Regions from separate parts of the Homo sapiens genome. Here region 1 is linked to region 2. A link is a contact called in ENCODE Hi-C or POLR2A ChIA-PET data. All regions are on one chromosome and are shown on one strand. The core of a region is the stretch at or near the end of the contact, and the rest is flanking DNA. Distances in the headings are between cores, read along the strand shown. Region 1 overlaps RAP2C-AS1 (RAP2C antisense RNA 1). Region 2 overlaps RAP2C-AS1 (RAP2C antisense RNA 1).

Region 1 (7,915 bases), core at 1,312-3,811, 34 kb after region 2:
ATGAAGTGGTTCATATCAATGGACCGAATGGGGACATTGCTCCAAAAAGGCACCCTTGCACAGAGAAGCTCATCAGTCTAAACAAAGATAACAAGGGGAAGGAGTAAAATATTGCACTCCAGCCTGGGCAACAAGAGCGAAACTACGTCAAAAACAAAACAAAACAAAAACAAACAAAAAACTCCAGAGCCAATTATGAGGACCTCAAGAAAACCAATCTCATTTCTTAATAATCATACTTCATTTTTAACTCAAAATTTATGGACCAGGTCTATCACTCTTTTTTTTTTTTTTTTCCTGAGGCAGAGTCTCACTTTGTCACCCAGGCTGGAATGCAGTAGCACAGTCTCGGCTCACTGCAACCTCTACCTCCCAGGTTCAAATGATTCTCCTGCCTCAGCCTCCCAATTAGCTGGGACTACAGGTGCATACTATCACGCCTGGCTAATTTTTGTATTTTTTGTGGAGATGGGGTTTTGCCACTTTGGCCAGGCTGGTCTCAAACTCCTGGCCTCAAGCAATCCACCTGCCTCAGCCTCCCAAAGTGCTGGGATTACAGGTGTGAGCCACTGCACCCAGTCTATCACTCATCATATTCACTTCATTTGGCTCTAAGTGATGTTTGGTTTACTTGGTTGGCTATTCCCAACCAAGTAAATTTGAATATGCGCCACAGGTTATGTAGGCAGTTTCCAAGTGTCTTTGAATAATTGTTCAATTACTTCAAAGAGATGATACACATGCTTAAGTTCTGGTATATTGGTTTTAAACCAATGTGCTATGGTTTGAATGTTTTTGTTCCCTCCAATATGCATGTTGAAACTTAATCCCTAATGCAACACTGCTGGGAGGTGTGGCCTAATGGGAGGTGTTTAGTGCTGCTATAAAAAGGGTTCGTGTAGTGGGTTTGCTCTTTTTTTGCTCTTCTGCTATGTGAGGAAGCATGATAGGCCCTCACCAGACACGAGATGTTAGCACCTGATCTTGAACTTCCCAGCCTCCAGAAGTGTGAGAAATACATTTCTGTTTGTTATAAATTACCCAGTCTGTGGCATTTTGTTATAGCAGCACAAAACAGATAAGAGACAATGTTATCACTAATTTTCAGCTGTGTATAGATAGATCGTTGGAGCAAAATAAATGGAATTGAAGCTAAGACAAATATTGTAGCCTTGCTTCATTGTTAGAATTGTGTAACTGTCCACTTATGTGCTCTGTCTCTGCCTCAGTTCTTGGGGCCTTCTTGAGTCCTGGGAGCAAATATTTGCAGAATATCTATGGAATATTCAACTCCTTACTTTGATTTTTAAGAACTCGAGGCCAGGGCCAGGCACAGTGGCTCACGCCTGTAATCCCAGCACTTTGGGAGGCCGAGCCAGGTGGATCATTTGAGGTCAGGAGTTCGAGACCAGCCTGGCTAACATGGTGAAAACCCACCTCTACGAAAAATACAAAAATTAGCTGAGCAAGGTGGTACACACCTGTAATCCCAGCTACTCGGGAGGCTGAGGCAGAATTACTTGAACCCGGGAAGCAGAGGTTGCAGTGAGCCAAGATCTGGCCACTGCACTCCAGCCTGGCAACAGAGTGAGACTCTGTCTCAAAAAAAAAAAAAAAAAGAGAGAGAGAACTTGAGGCTAGGCACAGTGGCTCACACCTGTAATCTCAACACTTTGGGAGGCAAAGGTGGGAAGATCACTTGAGCCCAGGAGCTCAAGACCAGCCTGGACAACATGGCAAAACCCTGTCTCTACAAAAAATACAAAGATTAGCCATGTCTGCTGGTGTGCACCTGTAGTTCCAGCTACTCAGGAGGCTGAGGCAGGAGGATTGCTTGAGCCCAGGAGGTTGAGGCTGCAGTGAGCCATGATTGTGCTACTGCACTCCAGCCTGGGTGACACAGTGACAGAGTGTGACACAATGACAGATAAATTTTTAATATTTCTATTAAAAATATACAGCCTCCAAAAAAAGAACTTTAAGAGTGTCTTATACAATTTTGGCTCTCACAAAGCACCTAATGCCTCACACCTAGTAGAATCATAGGATTCATAGGCTGCTAGATCTAGAAAGAGCCTTGGGAGGGGAAAACTCAGAAAGAGGAAGTGATGAGTCTTGATTACACAGGGAGTTGGTGTTGTAGGAGGCTTCCAAACTCAGAACTTCATACTTCTCAGTCCACTGCTGTTGTCAGCATACCACATTTGAATAAATAAACTAAGATCTCTCAATTGCTTATTTGCATAGACATTCGGTGTGAGTTGGCAGTCTTGTTTTTGTAACTCCCCTGGCCTCTGGTTTACTGCTGCAAATACATTACAATTGGTATAATGTTCCCAGTCCAAGCCTCTGCCACTCATTTCCTGGCATGATACTGCATACATACTTTTCTTGATATGTAGGCAAAAGCCAGCAGAATCTCCTATTGTAATCCCCAGGAGTCAGTGTCAAATACTTAAAATAAATAAATAAATACATTCACCGTATTAGTCATAATAACACACCCTTAATTTCACTTCATTCAAACAATAATGTTAGCAGAAATTAATGACATCTTTTGGATCAACATAAGCAGAGATAAGCCCAAACAAATAATCTAGTTAGTTTACCTCTAACCCATAGGGGGTAGTAAGTAAACATTGTCCAATTGGCAGTAACACTCAAAATATGACGTTGGGTTCAACCACAGTGTTGGTTTAAATTATAATATATTGTAATTATCTTAGGTAAAATTCCACCCAGAAGAACCAAATTTTAATATTTAATAAAATGCTACCACAAAGTACAAATTAGCTAGTTATTTGGGGTCACTTTTCAATTCATAAAAAATACCATGAGTTCTAGTTGACATTTTTTTTCTTTTTTTTTTTTTTTTTTTTTTTGAGAAGGAGTCTTGCTCTGTCGCCCAGGCTGGAGTGCAGTGGCGCGATCTCGGCTCACTGCAAGCTCCGCCTCCTGGGTTCACGCCATTCTCCTGCCTTAGTCTCTCTAGTAGCTGGGACTACAGGCACCCGCCACCACGCCCGGCTACTTTGTTTGTATTTTTTTTTTTTTTTTTTTTTTAGTAGAGACGGGGTTTCACCTTGTTAGCCAGGATGGTCTTGATCTCCTGACCTCGTGATCCGCCCGCCTCGGCCTCCCAAAGTGCTGGGATTACAGGCATGAGCCACTGCGCCCGGCCCCCTAGTTGACATTTCTAAATGACGCAAATATCTATTGCCACAAATCTTTACCATCCCTTGTGTCCTAATTCGTGGAAATATGCTGTGGTTTAGCAAAACATAGCCTTTGGAGACTGTCAGTTCCCATAGTATCTCAGGTAGTGACTCTGAATTGGATTATCTCCCTTTAGATAATAAATCCAAAAGTCTCTTGTTTTTCTGAATTCTCTACATAGCGTATCCTCTGTATTTATCTCTCTTACCTCCTCACTTATCACTGATCCTGAAAGGAATTCAAAATATTCAAAATAGCTCACAAAACCCAACCCAACCTACAGCCTCAAAGAGAAATGTCGGAGTCTAGGATGCAAACTCTACAATCAGACCCACTTCTATAATGTAAACAAATGACACTGTCTTGCACATGATAGGAAGTAGACCCAGAGAATCCATCATTTGAGGAAAGACATGGAGACATAAATCTCCTCTGGAATCATTAACATTTTAAAATGAACTTGTAGATATTAATATGTTGCTGTTAATGACATGAAAGGGTTTCGTGCCAGGTATTTAAGTGAAAGCAGAGTACAAAATAGTATGTACATTGTAATTATATGTAATTATATATACATACACATATAATTACAACGTACATGTACGCACATATATGTAATGTACACACCCTTGATATGGTGTGATGGGAATGGCATTTTACTGATGAGAATTGGACTTTACTTCTATAGTCTTTCTCCTCAAACTCCATAACTTCTGTCAAATTACAAAAAACATCAGACAAATCCAAATGAGAAACATTCTACAAATATCTAACCAATACTGTCAACGTCATCAAAAACAAGGAAAATCAAAGAAAGTGTCACAGCCAAGAACAACCTAAGGAGGTATGACGACTGTGGTATCCTGGATGGGATCTCTGAACAGAGAAAAAGCATTAGGTAAAAACTAAGGAAATTCAAACACAGTATGGGCTTCAGTTAATAATAATGAATCAATATTGGTTCACTAATTAAAACGAATGTACCATGCTAACATAAGATGTTAATAATAGGAGAAACTAGGTGTGTGTTATATTGGAACTCTATACTATCTTCACAATTTTTCTGTAAATCTAAATCATTTCTATCAAAAAATATACAACTATGGTTACTTCTGGGTGGTAGAATTTTAGGTGAACTTTATGTTCTTCCTCTTGCCAGTCCATAGTTTTTGACAATTAGCATGTACTGCTTTTGCAAAATGAAAAAATTAAAATTTGTTTGTAAACATATGTGAATTTATATTTTATTCTTCACAATAACATCAATATGAATTTAAAGCATTGCACATATATACCAGATCTATTTATTGTGTACAGACAATTCAATGTAGGGATTTACAAGCCTCTAAGAGATCCACAGCCCCACTTTTAGAAATTTCGACCTTAACTTTAGATGAATCTGGAATCCTGTTCATAGTTCAGTCTTTCCTGATCACACTGAAAGGAGGCTGAACTTTCTAGGTTGTCTGAAAACTTACTGAAATCCCCTTTTGTACTCTCTACTATCGTTTCCTAAATTGCATGCATTCTCATTTGATGTCATTAACTAATGAGGATTAGGAGGAGCACAGGGCAAGAGACAGGGAAAAAGATTTATAATCTATCTGTAAATTATGTATAGTTGAACCTAATTCACACTCTTTCCTTATCTTAATATGAAACACTTATCTTTTCTGATACACAAATATGTGTCCAGAAATAACTTACTTTTCAAGCAAAATGTATTTTATTTGTACATACTTCATTTTAGCTGGCAAATTCACGTAAAAGATGGAGAGGGAGGAAATCAATAGCTTACTTCCTGTAATGTGCCTGGTCCACTGTAGTTGCTTGATGGTTACAAGTTTCTTTCCTTCTCTTCCTCTTTGCTACTTGTATTATCAAACATTTTGTCTTTTGCCAATCTGATAGGTGAAAAACAGTATTTCAGTGTGGCTTTAATTTACACCTTTCTTATTACGGAGTGAGACTGAGTACCTTTTCATGAGTTTAGGGCTCTTTATGTTTTTTTTTCAGCCAGAGATTTTACAATGAACCATGGATGATTTAGAAGGGTGGAATATGGAAAACTGAGATTTAGCTTTTTAAGGAAGTTCTTGGCAACTTGTGGATGAGGGAGAGAGGTCATCATATTATACAAGTGTGGAGAAAGGCAAAGGGAGAGATCAGTAATAAGAATAAGAGGGGACACTGATGAGAAAATAGGAATATTTACTCTGAGTAGCAAATGTAGTTCAATAGTGGATATAGATGCATCAGGCTAAGGGAGCTTGATAACAGTCACTAATTTCAGTTAATTTCCAAAAACATTCATTAAGCATCTTGTGTCATTAAGACCAAAGTTTCTTTCCTCAAGTTTCTCACAGTCTAGGAGGAAAATAGACATAATAAAGAGGAAATAATACAGTCTGTAAAATGATATGATGAGGGAATGAAGAGGGGTATTGAATATTATTTCAGAAAGATTTTTGGGGTGGGGGTGGGGGTAGGAGGAGTGTAAAAGAAAGCTTTGTGAAATAGATGGTGTGTGAATTGGATCTCAGAGGAAGAATATATATTAGCCAGGCAAAAAAGGGAACATTACTACAGACCTTGCAGGAATAAGAAGGATTATAAAGGTGTACTATGAACAGTTGTCTACCAATAAAATAAATAACCTAGATTAAATGGACAAATTTCTAGAAAGACAAAAACTACCAAAATTTACTCAAGAAAAATTAGGCAATCTGAAGAGACCTATAACAAGTAAGAGATTGATGTAGTTAAAAAAAAAATAAAAAGGCAAAACTACCCACAAAGAAAAACCTAGGCCCAGATAGCCTCACTGGTGAATTCTACCAAACATGTGATGATCAATTAATAATAGTTCATCACATACTCTTCCAAATTAAAAAGGAGGAAGGAACATCTCCCAACTGATTCTATGGGACCAATATTATCCTGAGAGAAAAAACAGACAAAAACATCACAACTAAAAAAAAAACCACTGCAGACCAATATCTCTTATGAATATGGATACAAAAATTCACCACAAACACTAGCAAACTGAATCCAGCAAAATCCAAAAAAGAATTATGTATCATGACCAAGTGAGATTTATCACAGGAATGCAAGTTTGGTTCAACATTTGAAAATCAATTAGTATAACACATTATATCAACAAAACAAGAAAATTACATGATCATCTCAGTAGACACAGAAAAACCATTTGACAAATATCCTAACACTATTTCATGATTTTAAAAAACACTCCACAGACTAGAATTAGAAAGAACATCCTCAAATTGATAAAGGGTATCTACAAGAAACCCACAGCTAACAGCGTACTTAGTAGTGAAAGGCTACATGCTTTCCAGGAGATGGAAAATCAGACGAAGATATCGATCTGTTCTCACAATTTTTATTCAACATTGTACTGGAAGTTTTAGGCAGGGCAATTAGGCAAGAAGATGAAATAAAAGACATCCTGATTGGAAAGGAAGATATAAAATGATGTCTATTCACAGATGACATGATCTTGTATGTAGATAATGCTAAGGAATCTGAAAAGAACTATTAGAACTAATAAGCAAATTCAGCAAGTTTTTAGGGTACAAAATCAATATACAAAATTCAATTTTATTTCTATACACTTACAATGAACAGTCCAAAATGAAATTAAGAAACAATTCCATTCATAGTAGCATTGAAAAAGTATAAAATGTTTAGGAAGAAATTTAACAAAAGAGGTGCAAATCTTACACTCTGAAAACTAACAAATATTGTTCAATAAATTTTAGAATATCTAAATAAATTGAAAAATATCCCATGCTTGTGGATGAGAAGACTTAATAGACTTAATATTGTTAAGGTGGCAATACTCTTTGAATTGATCTATAGATTCAATGCAATTCCTACCATAATCTCAGGTGGATTCCTTTTAGAAATTGACTAGCTGATTCTAATATTCACTTGGAATTGCAAATGACCCAGAATAGCCAAAATAATCATGAAAAAGAAGAACAAACCTGGAAGATTCACACTTCTGATTTCAAAATGTACTAAAAAGCAGTAGTAATCAAGACAATGTGTTACTGCCATAAGGATAGACATAAAACAATAGAATAGAATTGAGAGTACAGAAATAAACCCATACACCTATGGTCAATTGATTTTTGCCAAGACCATTCAACAGGGAAGAATAGTTGTTTTAACAAACTGCTGGAACAACTAGTTAGCCACATGTGAAAGAGTTAAATTGTACCCTTACTCACCCCATATACAAAAATTAACTCAAAATTAATCAAAGATGTAAATGTAAGAGCTAAACTTGTAAAACTCTTAGAAGAAATTATAAGGTAAATATTCATGACCTCAAAATTGGCAAAGTATCCTTAGATACGACACCAAAAACACAAGCAACCAAAGAAAAAAATAGATAAATTAAACTTCATCATACTTAAAAAATGTTGTGCTCCAAAAGATACTATCAACCCAAAGACAACCTAGAGAATGAGAGATCATATTTGCAAATCATCTATGTCTAATAAGGGACTTGAATATGGTTTGGATTTGTGTCCTTACACAAATCTCATGTTTAATCAGAGGAGGGACTTGGTGGGAGGTGATTGGATCATGGGGAGGATTTCTCCCTTGCTCTTCTCCTGATAGTGAGTCAGTTCTCATGAGATCTGATGGTTTAAAAGTATGTGGCACTTCC
Region 2 (6,775 bases), core at 1,422-3,921:
AGTACTGATACATACTACAACATGGATGAACCTTGAAAACATGCTAAATGAAAGAAGCCAGTCACAAAAGATCACACATTGTTTGATGCCATTCATATGAAATGTCCATAATTGGCAAATATATAAATGTATAAATAGATTAGTAGTTGCCAGTGGCTGGAAGGTAATGGGTATGGGGGGTGGATGGTAATTAGTACAGATAGTTTCCAACTTATGATGGTTTGACTTATTATTTTTCAACTTCACAACAGTGCAATAGAGATTCACATTCAATAGACACCATTCTTTGAGCACCAATACGACCACTCTGTTTTTTACTTTCAGTATCGTGTTCAATAAATTACATGCAATATTCAATACTTTATTATAAAATAGGCATGGTATTAGATAATTTTGCCCAGCTGTAGGCTAATGTGAGTATTCTGAACATGTTTAAGGTTGGCTAGGCTAAGCTATGATGTTCAGTAGGTTAGGTATATTAAACGCATTTTCAACTTATGAAATTTTCAACTTATAGTGGGTTGAGGATGTAACCCTATCGTAAGTTGAGGAGTGACTGTATAAGGCTTATTTTTGGAGTGATGACAATGTTCTGGAATTAGACAGTGGTGATAATGGCAGAACTTTGTGAGTATACTTAAAACCATGAATTGTATACTTTATGTGAATTGTATGGAATGTGGATTATACTTCAGTAAAGCTGTTAGTACAAAAGAAGAAGAAAAGAAAAAACTTCCATAGCTTTCTGTTGCCCTTAGCATTAAGTACAAGGTTAGTTGCCCGGAACACCAGAGCTTTACTCCTACATAAATGTCCAATCCCTGGCATGCACCATGTCATATGTAGCCATACTAGATTGACTTGTCTCCATTATTCCAATAAGCTGTGTATGAGTACACAACTGTGCCTCTGCTCCTGCTGTTACCTCACTCTGGCATGTTTCATTTGCCTTGTTTACTTGGTGAACTACTACTTACTTCTCAGGAAGCAGCTGAAATCCTCTCCACTCTCCCAGGCCATGAAGCGTTACTCACTTTTTCTCTCTGCTACAACTGTTCTCAAAACATACCTCTACCATTATTCTTCTTACACTGTATGGCAATTGTTTGTGTTCAACTGCTTGTCTGTCTCCTTAACTAGATGATGAGTACATTGTGGGCAAGAACTATGTCAGATTTACTTATTTCTTCCCAGCCTCTAGCACAAGGCCTGATACACTAAAGTACCTATTTGTTGATTGAATAAATAAATATAAGTAGATTATCAGTTATTCATACCATGTTGCCTCTCCACTTTGTCAAAGAGATATCCAGTGCTCCATGAGCTGGCAACAAGGTTTGAACACATGGAAGGGTAGAACAAGCTTATTTGGGAGCAGGGAGAGGGTAAGCCTGTCCAGGACACTGCAATGCAGAATGCTGGATGACCAGAAGGCCAACAAAGGCATGTGGCTGGGAGAGAGGATGTGGGGTCACTGTGCTTCAGACAAGCGGCAGGCATTGAAGAAAAGACCAGTAAGTACTCTTCTAATTCAGAGGGGATGGCCAGTCAGTCAGGATAGGGCAGTACAGAACAGGGAGGGCCAAACTGTCTTGGCTTAAAAGGCAAAGTAAGGCCTTAGAGTAGTTCTTGAGTCACTGCCTATCATGGACGTCTCCTGAAGGATGTGATATCTGAGAGTTTGGCTCTCTTGACATGGCCACAGAGACTCCTTCTGTGCAAGTTAGAGTGGTCAGACAAATACCCCTGTCTTTTAAACCTTCCTGGCTTTCTAATTTCACAGGGAGCCCTACCATGTTTCCTTATGGTCCAGACCAACAATTTTGAACCTGCATAGCCTTCAGTCAGTAAGACCAGTTGACCCTAGCCCAGTCTAGTAGTTTGACCGGTTGCATGAAACTTTGAATAAAATGTGGCCCATACGAAATGAAGTTGAAATGCCAGAATTGTCTTGGTATACTGTAGAAGAAATTCTGCCTCAAGTCTGTAACATAGAAATCTTGCCTGAGTTTCTAGCCTGCTGGCCTGCCCTAGAATTTCTAACTCAAAATCGTGATTTCAACTCTTGCCTGAGTTTGCAGCTCCTGGTCTGCCCTACAAATTTTGAATTTGCCAATTCCCAAAATCATATGAGCCAACTCTAAATCAATCTCTCTCCTTCTCTTTCTCCCTTCCCTCCCCCACTTTATATATATCCTATTGATTCTGTTTCTCTAGAGAACCCTAACTGATACACCCAGCAAATGGAGAGACAGTTTAAGAGAAAATGTGAAATGCGTCTATTTCACAATCTCGTCTAGGGACAACTTTCTCAGGGGAAGAATAGCTTCCATCAGTGGCCTGTTCATCATCTTTCAGTTTCTAATTCAAAACAGTTATTTCTTTGGCCAGCAAAGCTCAATTCAACAATAGACATTTCTGATTAAATGCAGTCAGAGGCCTGTGACACGGAGGTTGCCAGCAAGCCCTTATTTTTCTGTTACTTCAGTGGCAGAAAGACAGTTTTATTTTTCTTTCCCAGTGTCAGACAGAAGCTAGTCTGAAACCACTCCTGTCTCACTCTGGGTGTGGTTCTGATTAGAAGCCAAGGAGCTCAAATGAGAGGAGTTTTTAGGAGCAGTGATTTAGCAGCAAATATATGCCTGAGGCAAAAGCAGCAGGTTCTGCCACTTCTAGTTTTAGCTGCTTTGCCTGAACTTGAGGGTTTTTCCAATTATCAAGTTTCTCTGCAGTGTACTGTAAAGAAGCGAGATAATATGTTTTACAGGACCTATCAGCATCTACAGACAAGGTGGGCGCTGAACACCATGCACAGCTGTGTTAATAATTAAGGGAGCCCTAGGGAAGAAGAGAAGGTTATTCTTGTTCGAATGATGTGAGGAAAGAGAAAGTGCAGAGGGAAAAAAGTCATTTCAATGGGATCTTTACCTCTCTTCTAAAACCTAGGAAAGCATTGCTTAGTTGTTTGCCTATTTAGATCAAAACATAAAAACATTTTGTACAAGACACTTAAAACTGTGATTAATTCAAATTGCTCAAGTGTTCCCTTCCTCTGTATTCATAGTCATGATCCTCTGCCAGCGCCAGATGTTTCTAGGAGTGGTTAGCTCAAAAGCTCACTTGACATCATTCCGTGGCATTCTTGCACTGATGTTTAACAGAGGACACGAGGCTTGACTCACACCTTGGCCAGAGACTACATAAATTATGGCAAGCTGTAAGGAATCATAACCTCCCTTTCTGATTGGGGCCAGCTTTGTGCATCCACAGCTTTCTCATAGGAGAAAGGGTTCCCTTGACCAAGACAGGGATCCTTCCATGTTTTTGAAGAAGGGGAAGGTTCCAAACTAAGAGCAGGAAGGAAATTGGGCTGGTGATTCAAAAGCAGAGAAACACACACTGTGCGGCTGATATGAAAGTTGATACCATGTCTGAGAGCACAGAATTACAAGATGTGGTGTTTATCCTCTTTTACGGATGCTCTTACCTTGTGTAATAAAACAGTGCACTGCTTCTTAAATTTTAATGTGCATGTGGATCACCTGGGGATCTTGTTAAAATGCAGATTCTGATTTGCTAAATCTGGTAGGCTCAAGATTGTAAATTACTACCAAGCCCCCAGGTGATATCTAAGCAGCTGGTCCTTAGAAAACACTTTGTGTACAAAGTTATAAAACTTATGGTAGGCCTCCAAACAGGTCCCTAACCTCTAGTGTTGCCCAAGTCCTGTCAGTCATACAGAAATGACCAAGCTCTTCTCCCTTGTGGTTTGCAGTCTAGTAGAGAATGAGCCTTGCGTGCACATAATAGGATCGATGCCACAGGGAGGTAGAAAGGGCTGGGATGTTCAGAGGGAGCAGGGGTCATTTTCAGCTGCCAGGGGGAATTGCAAAAGCTTCAGAGAGGACATTACTTTTAAGGAGGATCATGAAGGAGAGATGGGACTTAGGCAGAAATGCAGTGAGGGCTTGCCAGGAGGATGGATCACCAGAAGTAAAGGCACAAAGGCTAGAAAACGTGAAGCACTGGCAGGAAATAGCATGCAATTCTATTTGACTAGAATCTGGAGTTTCTTCTAAGCAGAAAACAAGATGGACAAATAAGGTTGGTCAGGTAGTTTAGGACCAGATTACAGAACACCTTAATGTCATGTCATACAAAAGCCTTCAGACTTCATTTGGTAGGTGAGGGCAAGAACTGACTTTTCTTTAAGCTCCAAAGTGATTTGATTGGGGCTGTACCTTAGATTCTAGGCCTAGAGATCGCTCTGCTGAGAGTGGATAAAATAGGTCAGGAGGGAAGACCCTGAAGGAAGGCAGACCAATTAGGAGGTCATTGTTTAGTCGGCCATTTAGAAAATATTTATTTATTTATTTTTGAGAAAGAGTCTCACTCTGTGGCCCAGGCTGGAGTGCAGTGGTGTGATCTTGGCTCACTGCAACCTCTCCCTTCTGGGTTCAAGTGATTCTCCAGCCTCGGCCTCCCCAGTAGCTGGGATTACAGGGGCCCACCACCACGCCCAGCTAAATTTTGTATTTTTAGTAGAGATGGGGTTTCACTGTGTTGGCCAGGCTAGTCTTGAACTCCTGACCTCAGGTGATCCACTCACCTCAGCCTCCCAAAGTGCTGGGATTACAGGCATGAGCCACTGTGCCTGGCCTAGAAAATATTTATTGATCTCCTATTCCGTTTCCACCACAGTGCTAACAACTTGAGCAGGGAATTAATACATGCCTGTCCTGACCCCTTGTGGTACTTACAGTCTGAGGAGTGCTACAAAGAAGTCCGGGGTACTAGGAGAGCATGAAACAGAGACCTAAAAGTCTGGGGGGTGGTCAGAGAAAATTGTTCTGAGCTGGTGACACTTTTATCCAGATCTGAAGAATGAGGAGGATTTAGCCAGATGAAGAGGAAAGTGAAAGGAAACTGTAGAGGGAAAGCTCCCCACAAAGGCCCAGAGACTAGAGAGCCTGGCATGTGCTAAGACAGAAAAAACTAGAGCATGGTTGAGGTGGGGAGAAGCAAGGGAGGAAAGTGGGGAGACCCAAGGGAAAAGAGACATAACTGTTGGCAGGGGTCATATTTGAGCAGGACTTTTGTAGGCTAGGTAACAGTTTTGCACTTTACCTTAAGGGCAATGAGAAGACATTCGGGATTTTAAGCACAGGAGTGACTTGAGATATAGGTATCAGAACAACCCTTCTGTGTCTTTGCTCTGTGGAGGATAGATGGGGGCAGGGAGCAAGATTTGATGCAAGAAAGCAAGTTATGAAGTGTCTGAGTGAGGCCGGGCGCAGTGGCTCACGCCCGTAATCCCAGCAATTTGGGAGTCCGAGGTGGGCAGATAGCTTGAGGCCAGGAGTTCGAGACCAGCCTGGCTAACATGGTGAAACCCCCCTCTTTACTAAAAATACAAAAATTATCTGGGCATGGTGATGTACACCTGTAGCCCTAGCTACTCTGGAGACTGAGGCACGAGAATTGCTTGAACCTAGGAGGCAGAGATTGCAGTGAGCTGAGATCGTGCCACTGCACTCCAGCCTGGGCTACAAAAAAAAAAAAAATGTTTTAGTGGAACAGACGAGGTGATAGGTGTTTGGTCTGAGTGGAAGTGAGGATGGAAACAGGTAAGCAGACACAAGCGAAAATAAGGGAGTAAAATCAGCAAGAACTGAAGAATGTGAGGAAGAATGGAGACGGAGAAGGCAAGAATGATTCCTGAATTCATAGTTTGAGGACTGGATGGATAATGGTACCAGCCACTGATGTAATGAACATAGGAGGAGGTGGAGATTCTGAAAGGAGTAAGGAAGAGGAGTTCAGCTGAAGGTCCTGTGGAACATTCTGGGGGAGATAAATAGGAAGATGTATACACCACTTGAGTTCAGGAGGGAGGTCTGGGCTAGGGATATGAATTTGGGAGTCAAAGATACAGATGGTGGCTGAAGCCCTGCAGTCTCATTCTGATCCCAGTGCATTCCTCCCAGCCCCCAAAGTCCTTCAGGGACAGACGTTGCAATGAACAGGCTGATACAGAAGCCCAGATTCTCCCATGACTGAGGAAAAGGAGGTAAATCACAAATAGAAATTTTGAGAATGTCAGAAAAATTATGGCGTCTTTAGAGTTGGTATGCAGCCCATCAAGGTGAGGAACAGTTCTCATTTAATGTGTGAAATCTGACAGGTAAGTTACCAAAAAAAAAAAAATTAAGACTTTGCAGGCAAATTGTACATCAAACAGCTTGAGTCTTGGGTCGGTTCTCCCTGCTCAGTTACCCAACATGTTTTTTATATATCATATTCTATATATATATATACACACACACTCAGAGTGTGTCAGCTAATTCCAGTATTAGCCTAAAGAAAACCATAATTAGGAACACCTGCTGCTGCTGGAAAAATAAACTATAATACATTCGCAAAACAAATACAAATGACCTTCGCCCCAGCGTTTTAGATTATTTGCACCACTTTGCCCTTTCGGTAACCTAGATAATTGAGTTGGCTGTATTTATAAAAATAAAGATGTGCATTCTAAATAAAACAATGCAAGGAAGGTCACTATATAAAAGTGGTCTTCTTGGATAATATGCCTACCAGCTATCTCCAGAATATTATTCGAAATTATTATAGCCATAAATTAATGTTTTCACAGGACCTGTTGAAGCAGAACTCTTGTCAAGGAAACAAAAATAAGTAAATAAAGCCAGCAGCAATACATCTTCTAACTTTGCAGCAGAATGATGCTTGTGGAAAAATATGCAATCTGAACTCA

What was found. A loop is a pair of places that touch in the nucleus more often than their neighbours do. ChIA-PET counts read pairs that join two places held with the same protein, here RNA polymerase II (POLR2A). Pooled maps may share reads with other maps.
Region 1: a map of PC-3 shows a loop between it and region 2 (2.5-fold over the local background). The contact joins two enhancer-like sites. A Hi-C loop is called at or near these places in 6 of 168 maps with a recorded cell type or tissue (B cell, CD4-positive, alpha-beta T cell, MCF 10A and 3 more) and 3 of 50 pooled maps. POLR2A ChIA-PET finds 5 or more read pairs at or near these places in 3 of 52 experiments (MCF 10A, Panc1 and activated CD4-positive, alpha-beta T cell).

What each region holds. Positions count from the first base shown.
Region 1 is chrX:132,231,782-132,239,696 of GRCh38, reverse strand. RAP2C-AS1 (RAP2C antisense RNA 1) reads right to left here. Exons shown (of 3, transcript NR_110410.1): 2 at 1-77. Among named protein-coding and RNA genes, the nearest start is that of RAP2C, 16 kb to the right of the region's middle. RefSeq lists a silencer at 2,202-2,496. Within about 2 kb of position 2,561, at least 2 of the 41 ENCODE cell types and tissues checked have a DNase peak (open chromatin) inside an H3K27ac peak, as active enhancers do; they include PC-3, where a contact is called at or near this core.
Region 2 is chrX:132,267,252-132,274,026 of GRCh38, reverse strand. All of the region lies in intron 2 of RAP2C-AS1 (RAP2C antisense RNA 1), which reads right to left. Among named protein-coding and RNA genes, the nearest start is that of RAP2C, 51 kb to the right of the region's middle. Within about 2 kb of position 2,671, at least 4 of the 41 ENCODE cell types and tissues checked have a DNase peak (open chromatin) inside an H3K27ac peak, as active enhancers do; they include PC-3, where a contact is called at or near this core.